Regions from separate parts of the Homo sapiens genome. Here region 1 is linked to region 2. The links are chromatin loops, found by intact Hi-C in ENCODE. Cell type or tissue: endothelial cell of umbilical vein. All regions are shown on one strand. Links, peaks and the distances in the headings refer to the core of each region. The heading gives the core; the rest is flanking DNA. Region 1 holds the start of LOC124902315 (a long non-coding RNA gene). Region 2 holds the start of RNF224 (ring finger protein 224).

Region 1 (8,562 bases), core at 5,729-8,228, 51 kb before region 2:
CGGCCGAGGCCGCGACCAGGAAGGGCCCCGCATGGGGGCAGCCCCCCCGCCCCCGGCACCCGCGGTGGGAGGCCCGCTGCCTGTGCGTCCCTGGAGCCCGTCGTCCGCGGAGCCCGTTCCTGCGGCGCCTGCACAAATATTAACTCTCTGGCCCGAGCTCAGGCAGTTCCTGTCCCACGGCTGGATCCACGCTTGGGGCGGGGGCAGGGCAAACAGCCAACGCCCGGCACCGCCAGCCACCTGTCCGGGAGCTCCAAACTACTCTTGGCTCAGCGCCGGCCACAGCGCTATCAAGACCACCTCACCCCGCCTTGTCCACCACCGGGCGCCCGCCGAGCCCTGACCTGAGCAGCAGGACACCGCCCACCTGCACCCGCCCAGCTCACGGCTGCAACAGGCGCCCACACGCAATGCAACCCAGAGGTCCTGCTCCTCACCCGTCTCGACCCCACCCAGGCTCCGCAAAGTGATCCCAACGTGCACATGCGGAGTGGCCCCCACGCAGGGATGGTCCCATTCCCATGCTGGATAGGGCCTGGGTTGGAGACAGGCCTTGGGGTGGAGGGAGACAGCACACCCGAGGCAGGAGAGGCGTGCCTGCCCCACCCCTCCCCCCCAGGACTCTCCTGGGATAGAGGTACAGACCAGTGCAGTGGGGCAGGGGTATCAGCCCAAGTCCTGCTGTTAAACCCAGCGCCCTTCACAGTTGCCAGTTGCAGGTCCTGTTCTAGGGGCTTTCCAAAGCTGGGTGCAGGAAGGAGCCGGGCTGACCAGCTGTGGCAGAGAAGGTGGAAACATTAGGGGTATGGCTTACTGCCAGGGGGCAGAGGAACAGGGGAACTTGCTGTGGGGCCTGGGCACTCTGCTTTGATGAGACCCATATGCGCGTGCACCCCCCATGATGCAGCCGTGAGGGGTGTGAGGGCCTGCAGGGAGGACGGTGCACAACCACTAAACAAGCTTTAATTCCCCTCCCCCAGCTGCCCTCAGGAGGGCCTGCAGGGAGGACAGTGCACAGCCACTAAATACGCTTTAATTCCCCTCCCCCAGCTGCCCTCAGCCCTCTACTCAGGTGGTAGGGGCGGGGGTGGTGGCGGCTCCTCTGAAGAAGCCTCCATGGGGATGGCCACAAGGCTCTGATCCTCTAGTGGTGGCACCAGGGAGACCTCCAGGTCAGCGTCCATTAGCTGGGACTCCACGTAAACCGGGTGCAGGTCCATGAGATCTTCCTGGACCCCAAAATTCTCCACCAACCTGCATGACGGGCCGGGTCATCACGAGCTGGTAGAGTCCTTGTTCCCCCAGGACAGGCTGGCGTCTGGGACAGTGCACCCCCACAAAGGGCCTCCCTTGGGACAGCACACCTCCTCTTCCAGGGACAGCACCCCTCCTCCTCCAGGGACAGCACCCCTCCTCCTCCAGGGACTCCCCTGGGATAGCTCCCCCCGCCAAGGGCCTCCCCTGAGACAGCGTGCCTCCCTCGAGGGCCTCCCTGGTGCTCACCTGTTGTCCACTTGTCTCGGGCATGTTTCACTGAGGGGACGAAGGCCAACATGAGTCCTGGAACAGTGCTGGGCCCCCGGAGCTCCCCCAGCACACGCCTAGGAAACGCCATTCCTACCCCAGGTGACAGCCCACCCAGGGGGTAAAGCCCTTCTTGCAAGACCAAGGGCCCAGGGCAGCCAGCCTGGCCTCACTCCCATCCTCTCCCGGCCCCAGGGTTCACGCACCCCTTGGCCCGCAAGACACCAATTGCCACGATGACGAGGGCACAGAAGCAGCTGGCACTGATGCCCGCCAGCACCACAAGGAGGGCGATGAGGGCCTCGCGGCTGAGGCCAAGGCTGCATTCACAGTAGGTTCCAGCTGCAGAGACAGGGCCACATGGCCATGGGCCGGTCACCTGCCTGCAGAGGGCCCCCAAGTCTGCCCCTGCCCTGGTAGCCACCAGAAGGACACCAGAGCTCCCACCTTGCCTGGGGAAGGGGAGCCATGGCTGGGAGTGGAGTGCGGGGGCAGGAGGAGGCACCTGCAGCAGGGATGAGCAGAAGGGACAAATATGTGAGGCCCAAGGGGCCACCACGCAGGCAGGACACAGGCCAGGGACCGGGGGCCATGTCCAGCCCTGGCCCCACTGCACACCTCTGACGGAACTGTTGGAAGGTGCTGACTTCACAGTAGGACTGTGAGGTGGGGGTGGGGGGGCTCACAATGCCAGTGTGTCATTTGCCCTTGGGCACCGCAATTCAAGGAGCCATGGCCAAGCAGCTCTGGGAATGGGACAGGTAGGGTGGGCAGAGGCCTGAGAGCCCAGCCAGCTCAGGCCAGCTCTGAGGCAGAGGCAGCAGTGGGGCTGGCCTGGTCTTACGGGCAGTCCTTCAGTGGTTTCACCGTGTTAGCCAGGATGGTCTCGATCTCCTGACCTTGTGATCCGCTCGCCTCGGCCTCTCAAAGTGCTGGGATTACAGGTGTGAGCCACTGCGCCCAGCCAAATCCTTCACAGTGAAAGGGGGTGGGCAGCACTCCAGGCCCCGATGTGGGTGCGGTGGCCTGGCAACCTTGCAGGGTGGGCGGCAGGCAGCCTCGGCCTCAGCTCCCTCCCAGCATAAGGGCTGCGGCAGCTCAGCATGTGGGCTGGGCTCCAGCTGGCTGTAGGTCACCTTCCTCCAGGGCTGGGGCAGGAAGGGGCCAAGGAGGGCTAAGGGGGTGGGCTTGCACCCATCCTCCCTCCCCACTGCTTCTGGGAGGGTCTGGCTCACGCCCTGGCAAAGCTCAGGTCAGAAGGGCTGCCGGCACCCAAGGGAATCCCCCATCAACTTGGAAAGGTCTGGGGGACACTGGCCACCCCTGTCTGAGCAGGACCCCAAGCCCTGCCTCCCAGACATCCCCCAAGGCTCCAGACTAAAGGTGTCACTGAAGTTGGAGCCCCCAGGAGCTTTCCCCTCTGCAGAAAAGACAAGCGTTGCCCAAGGAAGTCGACCGCAGGCCGGCATGGCCAGGGTTGCTTTCAGCCTCCTCCCTGCACCTGCTATTCCAGGCTGGGAGAGAGGCCCCTGCCCTCCCAGCCTCCCCTCCTCTGGACCTGCCAAGCAAACCGCCAGGCAGCAAAAGGAAACACCTGCCCCACAGCCAACGGAGGCCAGGCCTTCTGCCAGCTCAGGACACATGGGACACGGGGGGTGGGGGGGGTGGGCACAGTCTGGCCCCAGTGGCCCTGGGCACCAGGGACCCCCTCGCCTGTTGACAGGCACCCTCCTGCTGGGGTCCTCCGACCTCTGACTTGCCGAGTGACACCGTGACCCGAGATGCACCCTTCGCCCTTGTCTTCAGGACACAACCAGAGATGGAATCCACAGGACACAGAACAAAAGGTGTACCAGAGCCAGGCTGGCAGTGACACTCGACAGGCCAGCCCAGCAGGTTTGTATCCTGGTTAGGACAATGGCACACCCAGCCTGGGGCCAGGTGGTGGCCACAGACAGCGGGATCCAGGCAAGGCCACCTTGCTCTGAGGGGGCATCAGAGCAATCGGGACCATCCCACCAGAATTCAGGAGAGGGGTCCCTCTTTTTGTGACAGCAGCACAGACAGCCTTGGAGTGAAGTGGAGCAGGTGGCAGGGCCCAGGGCTAGAGGGGAGATACCGCACAGGCGGAAGCAGCCCTCCTTGGCGGGGCAGAGGCCTGATGGGCACAGGCTGTGCATCTGGCGCCTGCCTAATCCCGGCCACTTCCTCCTTCAAGCCCTGAGGCAAACAAGAGTTCTCCAGAGCAAGGAGGGTGCAGGAATGTCCACTGAACGGGACGGCTCAAACAGGCCAGAGCTGGAGAGGTGGGAGGGTGCTGGGCGGCAGCTGCAGGAACCCACGACAATGGACATGGGACCAGCAAGGGCATCAGGCCAGAGCTGGAGAGGTGGGAGGGTGCTGGGCGGCGGCTGCAGGAGCCCAGGACCGTGGACATGTGGGAACCAGCAAGGGCATCTGGGGACAGCGGTGGGAGCACTGAAACCAGGCGCAGCTCACAGCCTGGGAAGGCGCTGCAGCAGGAGCGGGACTCGAGGCACCAGTTCAAAGGGCCTTTGTCCCCCGCGAGGACGGCGCCATCGGGGTGGAACGTGTCTGGCCTGGAAACGGCACCTCTGGGACAGAGGCCCAGGTTTGAGCAGCAGAAGAGCCCAGAACTGGACCCTAGGGCCCTTGCTCAGTTTTGTGGCGTCTCCCTCTCCTAGTGCCAGCCTCTAGGACAGGACCTGGGCAGCCTGCACACGCGTGACCACACGTGTGAAGGACGTAGGGGCGACCTGCCTTTCTGAGGCACACCTGTGAAGCTGAGCCCTCCGGCCACCCTGCCTGAGTGTGGAGCAGGGGACAAGTGCCCAGTCCCTCTGGCCACCAGGGCACAGCCTTCGGCAGAGCCTCACTGCCAGAGACGAGGCGTGTTGGCCTAGAGGTCATTCGCCAGCCTCAGCAATTCCAACCGAACCCGCACAACGTCCCAACCTCGCCCGAGACCTCCTGGCCGAGCGTGTGGAGGTGGGCACAGGCTGAGCAGAGGGTGACCCCAGGGCTCCTTCTAAAGGCCAGAGGCGCAGGAATGGAGCTGGAGGTCTGGCGGGTAGCAAGCACTAAGCCCTAGGACGTGGCTGCCTGAGCCGTGGCCCGGGCGTGACGTGGACCTTCACGTGCCGCTCCCTGAGCACCCTGGGTCGGGGGCGGCCCGGGATTCTCTCAGGAGGCTACATTCCCAGTGCAGATGTGTAGGCCTAGGTGGCCCCTCACCTGCTGCTGAGGAGCAGGCCCTGCCAGGCTGAGAGAGAGGCCCAGGCTAGAGGAGGATCCTGGGGGGCCCCACAAAGCCACCAGGACAGAAAAGGATGATCTGACTTGCTTTAATCTGCACACTGCGGGGGTGGGGGTGGGCATGCTCCTCAGCAGTGCATTCTGGGACACGGGCGGGCGGGGGCTGGCACGGGAGGACGAGAGCACCTGCAGGGCAGCGCCTGGCGGGCGGGCGGGCGGGCGGGCGATGTGTCAGCTGCAGTTCTTGGGCAGGCGGTAGACGCCGGCCGAGTAGACGAGCTGCTGGTCCCGCACCTTCTTCTGCAGGTAGCCCTGCAGCTCCTGCAGGTCAATCTCGGCCAGTGCAGGCCCAGTCACCACAAACATGCGGAGCATGTTGTAGATACGATCCAGTGAGAGGCTCTCCAGGTTGGTCAGCATGGCCTGGATGTACGTCCAGAAGAGCTGCGGACACAGGCCAGCCCCCGTCAGGCACCTGCAGGCCTCGCCCCCGCCCCCTGGCCCCCCGTGGGGCCTGCACGCGCACCAGCAGCTCCTCCTCCTTCTGGTCGGCCTGGGAGGCCATGCCGGAGTCGCTCTCGTCGTCACTGTCAATGAGCACCATGTTGTCCCGGTCCTGAGGCCGCTCCTCCTCAATGACAGAGAAGGTGCCGGGGGGCTCCTCACGCAGCACACCCTGCTGCAGCCACACGGACATCCGCCGCCGCAGCAGCGCCACGGGCATCTTCACCGCCTTGCTCAGTTCCTCCAGGGTCCAGCTGGCTGCGTGCAGAGTCACCGGGACGCTGGGCAGCCTGGGCACGGGCTGCACCTCCCCTGCCTCCCGTCAGCCGAGAGGTCGGGGGGCTCCCGGGCCACCCTGCCTTGCCCGTGGGAAAGGGAAGGGTGCCGCCTGCTGGCGCAGCTGCCCCAAACCACACCCTCACTGGGGAACAGCCCCTCACCCACAGCTGGGCCGTGTGGCCGGGGCAGGCCAGCTAGGGGCTGGTGGGCTCACCTTGGTCCTGAAAATACAGCAAGATCACCGCCTGTACTGGGGTGACCGCCACAGACAGCGTGCGGTCGGCCAGCTCCACGTCCATGGTCACCAGGCCCAGGGTGTGCTTCCAACTGAGGGTCCGCATGGCCTAAGGAGGGCCAGGGTCAGCACGGGCAGCTCGGCTGCAGGGCGCTCAGGCCCGTGGGCTCTGCCACCTGGTACCAGTGAGAAAGGGGCTCCCAGAGCCACCTGCCCCACCCCACCCTGGCAGGCAGGTGAGCAGCGAGAGCACAGGACTGGGTGGGGTCCCCACCTGCTCAGCCACCATGGAAGGGCAATGGGGCCAGCATCATAAGGTGTGTCCCGAAAAGGCTACAGGGGCCTCCTGACCCCCAGTGCTTGGAAATGTGGCCATATTTGCAAACAGGGTTGATGCAGATGTAACTGAGGTGCATCCTAACCCAACTGACTGGGGTCCTTCTAAGAAAAGGAAAGATAGGAAGACACAGGCAGGCGGGGAGGGGGCCACACGAAGACAGAGACCACCTGGAGCAACGCGGCCACAAGCCAAGAAACACCAAGGGCTGTGGCAAACACCAGAAGCTGGGGGGCAACGGAGGTCTCTAAGAGGGTTCAGAGGGAACGGGGCTGCCAGTACTTTCATCTTGGACTTCCAGCCTCCAAAACTAAGACAATCTATTTCTGTTTTTTAAGCCACCCAGTTTGTGACACTTTGTTACAGCAGCCACAGTAAACGAACAGATTTTGGTACCAGGAAGGGCCAGGAGGGGTGCTGCCAAAACCTAACACCAAGAACTGTGGCAGCAGCTTTGGAAGTGGGTGATGGGGAGAGGCTGGAAGAACTGGTGAGGCCTGCACGACTGCTGGTAGAAAGGCATGAAGACAAGCCTGGAAATGGCTGGAAGAGGAGAGCTGCCGCCGTCTTGGAGAATGCACACAGCATCACAGACTGGATGTCGGCAGCAATGCCGACCCAACAGGTGCTTCCAGTGAGGTCTCAGATGGAAATGACCGTGCTACTGGGAACCGGAGGAGGCAGCAGAGAGCTTGGCTGGCTGCTGCTCTGCTGTTGGGTGCGAAGTGGGACCTGCAGCTGATGAGCCTGGACATCAAGCTGAGATTTCCAAGCAGTGTGGAAGGTGCCACCTGGCTTCTCCTTGCTACTTATAGCAGAATGCAAGAGGGAAACAATCAGTGAGGCAGGGACCATTAAGCAAAAAGGCACCAGCCCTTGGGGATCTGAAAAATACTCTATCCAGGCAGCTCTGAGACGTGGCCAAGGGTGTGGCTGGACCAGGGTTTGCTAGACATGAGGTGTGACCTGTGTATCCAACTAACCATCTCAGCAGCAGACAGGGACAGGTGGGGCCTCCGGGAAAGGGCTGCGGACCCGCCTGTCTGAAGGCTTCGGCACTGGTGAGCTGCATAAGCCAACAAGGTGTGAGAATTTTACACCCGCAGAAGTGCTGCCAGGCTGGAGTGAAAGGAAGGCAGGCTCCAAGAGCAGAGCCGCCGAGGCCAAGGCTGACGGAGCAGGGGGCCAAAGAGGATTCGCAGGCCTGGAAGTCAAGTGGAATTTCGGCTGCTGGGTTTGGACTCGCTGTCCTTTTTCCTCCCAGTTTTCCCTTTTGGGGTGGGAATGTGTATGCTTGTCTTACGGCTGAACTTTTGAAACAGATCATCTGTTGGCTGATTTCACGGCGTCCCAGCTGGAGGAATGGCGCGCACTCCAGCCTCACCTGTACCTTGTTTAGATCTATTTACGTAGAGGAATGGCGCACACTCCAGCCTCACCTGGACCTCGTTAAGATGCATTTACAGGCTGAGATGTGTGTGGAACTTTGTGTGGATGGTAGTTAGATGAGATTTTGGACTTGGAGTTGATGCTGAAATGGTGAAGACTTTTGGGGACACTGGGGCTGTCACTTGCACGTGGGAGGGGCCCACCATGGGGCAAATTGTCATGCACTGAATTGTGCCCCTCGAAAAATGACACATGAACCCCTAACTCCCGGTGCCTCTGATGAGATCTTATTTGGAAATACGGTCATTAAAGATATAATTAAGATGACGTCACCCTGGAATAGAGAGAGTGTTCTTCTAAGAGGGAGATAGGAACAGAGACACGGGGGAACATCACGGGCGACGCGGCAGAGACCAGAGCGAGGCACCCACAGGCCCCGGAGCTCCTGGAGCCCCCAGAAGCTGGAAGAGGGGAGGAAGCAGCCTCCCCTAGAGCCTTCGGAGGGCCCTGCTGACCCTGACTTTAGACTTCTGACTTCTGTAAAATGATATGTTTCTTTTAAGCCCGCTGGTTTGTGGTACTTTGTTCTGGTAGCACTGGGGCACTGACACACCTGCTCTGTGGGCCAAGGGCTCCTGAGTCCTTCCAGGATCCGGCAGCTTCTAATGGAAACAAACCCCTCTTTATGGACAGAAAATGGAAGTGGAGTCAGTGGCTTGCTAGGTCCTAGTTCTGGCTCCAAGGCCATGACCTCCACAAACGCCGCCACTGGTCAGCCTGCCGCAGGACACATGCAAGGGCTCAGGGGTGACGCTGTGGGCTGCATGGCCAGCCACGTGTCCAACAAGGTCGCTCGGCCAGGAGCTCTGCTGGTGGGACCTCTCAGCACAGCCCCGGGGCCTCCCTGAGCCACTCCTGTGTCCCACTGAAGTTAAGACAAAGGGCACTAGAGTGTGGCTGTCCCAGCACATCAGGCCTGAGCAACAGGAAGTGGCTGAGTCATGCCTGGGACCCAAGG
Region 2 (5,150 bases), core at 1-2,500:
GCCAGGTCTGGATTTGAGCTGACCTGCGCTCCCTGGGGCCGAGACTGAGACTGTGAGCTGGGGTCAGTCCATGGGTCGGACAGCAGGAGGATACAGCGCATGGAACTGGGGGGACCCCAGGAAAGGCCTCCAAGAGAAGGAGCGTGTCGACAAGAGGGTGGTGGGTGCAGCAGGTGCTGCAGGTTTCAGGGAGTGGAAGGTTGGGACAGGAGAGCCCAGACAGCCAGGACCACGCCCTGCCCACTGGTGATTCACCTCCCAACCTCAGCTGGGATGTTTTTCTAGTTTCCCAGGAAATATCTAATTCCTGCACACCTCCTGTCCTGCCTCGGGGCCTGGGCTTCCGGGAGGAGGTGGCCTGGACCAGGCCTTGAGGATGAGGCAGGAGGAGGCTGGGGCCGTGGGTGCTGGGCCGTCTCCTGGTCTGCTGAGCAGGGTGGGGGCCTCTCTGGGGCTGAGCACCAGGCGCTAGGCTGCTCTGCGCAGGTACTGCCTCACCACTGTAAGCCAGGATGCCAGGCAGGGAGTGAGCATTGAGGCCAGCTTGGGGCGCCCTGGTGTTCCGGGCAGGGCAGAGACAAGGCGAGGAGGTGGCAGCCGAGCTGGCCACGCAGGACAGACGGGTCCTCACGCCATGCCAGCCCTTCCCTGACGCATGGTGACCAGCTCCACAGCAGGGCAGGGCAGGCGCGTGGCATGCAGAGGTCTCCAGGCGTGGGACAGATGGGTCACTGCCCTGACCCTGTGCCAGGACTTAGCGTGCCAGGCTCCCCGCCTTGCCCCGTTGCTGGCCCCCACCAGAGGGTGACCACACCCAGGCCAGCCACGAGAACTTGTCTGACCAGTCCTGGGGGCAGACTGCCAAGAAGGTGGGCAGGGGTGAGGAGGGGCCATTTGCTTCCACCCAGCGGGGCTGTGAGTGGTTCTGGGGTCCTGCCCACCTGTCCCAACCCTTCTTGGTCCCTCAACTCTGCTCTGCCTGCAGTCTGGTGTGGACACACTGATCATACCTCCCGGAACCTGGGCCTCCCAGGGTGGCCTGGAGGCTGCAGACGGGCAGAGCAGCCAGGAGCTGCCCACCAAGGAGGCGTCTGGCACTGTCTGGGGTCCCGAGCTGGGAGCGGGGATCCCCAGACACGGAGCTGGTGCGCCACCTGGAGTCCATGTGGACTGGTGCAGCCCTCTGCCGTCCAGCCGGCATCAAGGTGAGGCTGAGAAGCCACACAGATCCACAGACAAGCACAGTGGCAAAGTCTGCAGAAGGCTCTGAGCCAGGAGGGAACCCTGGCAGGCTTCCTAGAGGAGGAGATGTGAGCAGAGGCCAAGGCAGGAAAACATTCCAGTATGGAGGGGAGGTTAAGGGAAGGAGAGGGTAAGAGTGAGGGAGCGGAGGGAAGGGGAGGGGAGGGGGAGGGGGAGGGTGGGGGAGGGGAGAGGTGAGGGAGGTTTTGAGTGTGGCGAAGGGTGTGAGCGTGCTGAGAAGCCCTAAGAGTGGGGAAATGGACCCCAAGGCCAGCCTGGATAAGGTGTTAGCAGAAGCTGGCTGGGTCTGGACAGGAGGGGGTGGGCAGGGGGCGGGGGGCACCTTATCTCTTGCAAGTGGGTGGTGCCGTTAGATCTAGTTTCAAGGCTTTGTGGCTGAAACGGGAGCCCACGCCCGCCACAGCTGGCCACCTGCCTCTCTCCTGACTCCCGTGCAAGGCCAGTAATGCAACCCAGGAGGGAGCCGCAGGGCGCCCTGGGTCCCCCACTCCCTTCTCCGGCCACCCCGTGGCTGTGCATAGCTGCCCAGCAGAGCCCATGCAGGTAAGAGGCCTGGGCTCAGGTCGGCCAGGAGGGTGGGGGCCTGGAGCTGGGCCAGGGTGGTGCTGCGGGAACAGGAGGCTGCCCGGCTGGTGCCCACATGAACCAGAAGTGTGCAGACCCTGGTTCTGCCTGTGCCCGGTGCCACGCTCCCTCCCAGGTCTGCACGCACCACCCCCACAGACCCAGCGCCTGACCTCTGGGGTGGGCTCCTGGGGCCAGCACCCCATCCAGGCGGAAGGTCCTCGAGGCAGGCTGTCCACCGCTGGCTTCCCTCTGGCAGGATGCTGCAGCCGGAGGGCCCCCAGGCCTCGGAGGAGGGGGGCCCCCGGAGGAGAGGACAGACTGCATCATCTGCTGCTCGGCCTATGACCTCTCCGGGCACCTGCCCCGCCGCCTCTACTGTGGACACACCTTCTGCCAGGCGTGTGTGCGGCGGCTGGACACACCGGCGCCCGAGCAGCGCTGGATCCCCTGTCCGCAGTGCCGTCAGAGCACGCCCACGCCTCGCGGAGGGGTGGCCATGCTAGACCTGGACCTGGCTGCTTTCCTGGCGGTCAAGGCTGAGCGGGAGCCGGCAAGACTAGAACCCCTGCCCCTCACCTCCCTCAAAGGCAGCGCCATCACTCGGCAGCCAGCTGGGCTGTGCCCTGCCCTGGGACCCCAGCCCCACTTCCCCCAGCCCAGATACTGCTGCTGGGGCTGTGGCAGCCTCTGCTGCCCACCCCTAGGCAGCCCCGAGGTCTGAACTCTGGCCATTCCCACCCCTGCAGGGGAAATGCCTGCCTTGGAACCCCTGACCACACACCATCATGGGTTCAGCCCACTCAGAACAACCTGGCAGTAGCATCCTATACGCAGCTTCGTGTGGCCCAGCAGGGTGGTGTCATCCCAGCCGTGAACATCCCAGGCCACAGCCTAAGGTTGGGGGCTGGGAGGCTCCGCAGGAGGCTGGTGACCTCCCACCTGTCCTGGCCACAATTACCAGACCCCAGACTAGCCCGACCGGATGTGCCTGGTGAGGACACTGCTGTCTGAGTGGGCGGCAAGCCTGGCTTGGGCCTAGACGCAGCGCAAAGGATGGCTCCCAAGAGGATGCGAAGGCGTCCCGGGGGCCTGGGCTGCAGGCTGGAGGGGCAGGGCCGGTCTGGCTATGCCTGGCGGGCTGCCCAGAGCAGGTCTCCCCTCTCCCACAGACGTCCCCGGGGTGTACCGGGAGGGTGGCAAGACTACCTCCTTCCTCCCTGCCCTGCATGGCAGCCCTGTGAATTCACCCACTCAACAAAGCTCATGGAGTTCCCACTGTGTGTCGGGTGCGGTTCTGGGAGGGTCTCGTGTAGGCACGAAGCCATACAGGCATTGAAGGGGATGCCTCGGCGGGGCCTGCCTGAGGCCAACAGAGGGCTGGGGCCTGCTTGAGGTCTCACAGCCCAGTTGGTCTCATCCTTCGCTGAACCTTTCCTGGCTCCGAGCAGCCACCACACAGACCCTTTTGAGGGGCCGGGGCTGGGGCTGGGGCCAGACTGTGGACAGCAGTTACCACCAAGTCAGTGCTGCAACACCCCCACCCCCACTGGAACGAGCTGTCACTCAGGAGCCCCAGGGAAGGACTGCTGCCCCCCACCCCCAGAGCAAGGGCGCAGGAGGGAGACGGAAGAGAATTTGCTGAGCGGACACTCAGAAGCTTCTACCTTCTCCAGGGCAAAGTCCCCATGCACACAGCGGGGGCTGGGCAGCAAGCAAAGCAGGGCACCAGCAGCCCCTGGGCAGGGTGAGCCTCTGGGGGAGCTGCCCCGCACCCCAGGGCAGGAAGAGGCCCAGTCCTCCTAGGGGACACCCCACAGGCGGTGGGGCCAGCTGGGACTCCGCTGGGGAGAACTGTGCGCTGGGCCAGGCAGCGGGTGGGGAAGGTGGCCTGGGGAGCTCTGTCCTCCCCTCTGCAGATGGAGGCTGCCGGCCGCCGTCGCTGGCTATACCAGGGCCGAGCCCGCTAGCAGCCTGCTGGGCCCAACCCTGCCCTGAACCCGGATCTGAACCCTCTGACCTCGGGCTGGGTGCCCTCCCCGGCTACGTGAAAAAGCCCGTCCTCCCCCACCACCTGGTGCAAAGGGCTTCCCTCCCCTGCTCTGCCGAGGGCAGGGATGACCCTGAGAAGGTCTGGGGAGCCCTGAGGTGCATGGAAGTGGGGGACTGGCGTCTCTCGACTCCCGGGCAGCCCCAGCCATACTCTAGCATCCTGCCTGGCTGGGTGGAGTGTGTCTCTTGGGTCACACGGATGCCTGCTGAGGATGCCCAGTACCGAGGGCCGGTGCCCCGCCCCGCAGTGCCCTCGGCCTGATTCAGAGCCCACCCCTGGGAGGAGCCCCACTCCAGGAGGGTTGGGCTGGGGCTTGGAGGTCCTAGCCACAGAGTGACAGGATGGAGACAAGGCCTAGGGGCCTTGGGGCCAGGAGGGTACCCCCGTGAGGGCCTGGGCTCCTGGGTAAACATTAATGGGCTCAGTACCCAGCAGGTCATGTGCGCGATCAGGGGATCTTTGACCTGCAACTGCTCCCGCCCCGTGTCTCCTCCCTGCAGGTGCCCCCTCACCACCCACACAGGTAGGAGCTCCTAGGACCAGGCTGAGGCCCAGGGACAGTGAGGCCGAGGCTGGGTGGCCTCCAGGCCAAGGGCTTGGGCCCCATCCTGAGTCTCCAGGACCCAAGGGCAAGAGACGCCAGGCTTGGGCAGCAGGAGGGAGGGTGAGGCACAGGACGCCTGGACCTGAGCCCAGGGCACTAGGTGGAGGGGTCCAGGTGGGGGGCCCCAGGGGTGGGGTGACCAGGCCCAGGAGGCTAAGGCAGCAGCTTCGGGGCCAGGAGCCTTGAAGTGGTGTGAGGACCCCACCTGCTCCCCATCACCAGGGCGTGGGGCCCTTATCAAGCCGAGACGTCACTGTTTAGTATCAAATGCCAAAGTCTAAGTCGGGACCATCCACAGTGTCCCCGATGACACCAGATAGGGGAGGTCCCCAGGTTCCCCAGCTCATGGCCTGCACCCTCGGCACTAGCCTTCCAGTCAGGACCAGCAAGGGAGCCGGGGAGCTGGAGCCCCTTCGAGTCTACCCCTGAAACTGGACTGGGCTCGCCTGACAACTGCCTGAGGTCATTGTAGCCATCCCCCTGTGGATGGAGAAAGGGGGATGGTCACTGAGGCCTGCAGGGCGTAGAGAGGGAGGGTGGCGGCCAAGGGCTCAATTCAGGGGACCCAGGGGTGTGAATCCAGCTTGTGAGGACAGGGCCGGGGCAGGAGGAAATGTCTCTGACACGCGCGTCCCCCCCAGCAGATCTAGACCTGGGCCTGGGTCT

What was found. A loop is a pair of places that touch in the nucleus more often than their neighbours do. Peaks named below come from ENCODE experiments on the same cell type or tissue, not always from the same donor. Only the 100,000 strongest peaks of a DNase experiment are listed, where the experiment ranks them.
Region 1: a loop joins it to region 2, with 5 times the contacts of the local background. A loop is called at or near these places in 61 of 110 quality-filtered maps.

What each region holds. Positions count from the first base shown.
Region 1 is chr9:137,169,911-137,178,472 of GRCh38, forward strand. It overlaps ANAPC2 (anaphase promoting complex subunit 2), which reads right to left. Exons shown (of 13, transcript NM_013366.4): 11 at 5,798-5,927; 12 at 5,327-5,562; 13 at 4,874-5,244. The coding sequence ends at 5,032. It overlaps LOC124902315 (a long non-coding RNA gene), which reads left to right and starts at 2,222. Exons shown (of 3, transcript XR_007061881.1): 1 at 2,222-2,285; 2 at 3,248-3,420; 3 at 5,107-7,871. It overlaps LRRC26 (leucine rich repeat containing 26), which reads right to left and starts at 141. Exons shown (of 2, transcript NM_001013653.3): 1 at 1-141. The coding sequence starts at 33. It overlaps TMEM210 (transmembrane protein 210), which reads right to left and starts at 2,146. Exons shown (of 4, transcript NM_001282477.2): 1 at 2,030-2,146; 2 at 1,731-1,866; 3 at 1,504-1,533; 4 at 948-1,254. The coding sequence starts at 2,117. The coding sequence ends at 1,065. RefSeq lists an enhancer at 4,889-5,722. In endothelial cell of umbilical vein, for the core only: a CTCF peak has its summit at 6,814; no DNase peak of the experiment used is centred there.
Region 2 is chr9:137,226,536-137,231,685 of GRCh38, forward strand. RNF224 (ring finger protein 224) reads left to right here and starts at 967. Exons shown (of 3, transcript NM_001190228.2): 1 at 967-1,326; 2 at 1,617-1,806; 3 at 2,087-3,105. The coding sequence starts at 1,801. The coding sequence ends at 2,551. It overlaps SLC34A3 (solute carrier family 34 member 3), which reads left to right and starts at 4,366. Exons shown (of 13, transcript NM_001177316.2): 1 at 4,366-4,403; 2 at 5,129-5,150. RefSeq lists enhancers at 636-1,136, 926-1,075, 1,270-1,895, 3,163-3,663 and silencers at 1,062-1,356, 1,176-1,245. In endothelial cell of umbilical vein, for the core only: a CTCF peak has its summit at 1,166 (motif pointing left); a DNase peak (open chromatin) is centred at 1,156.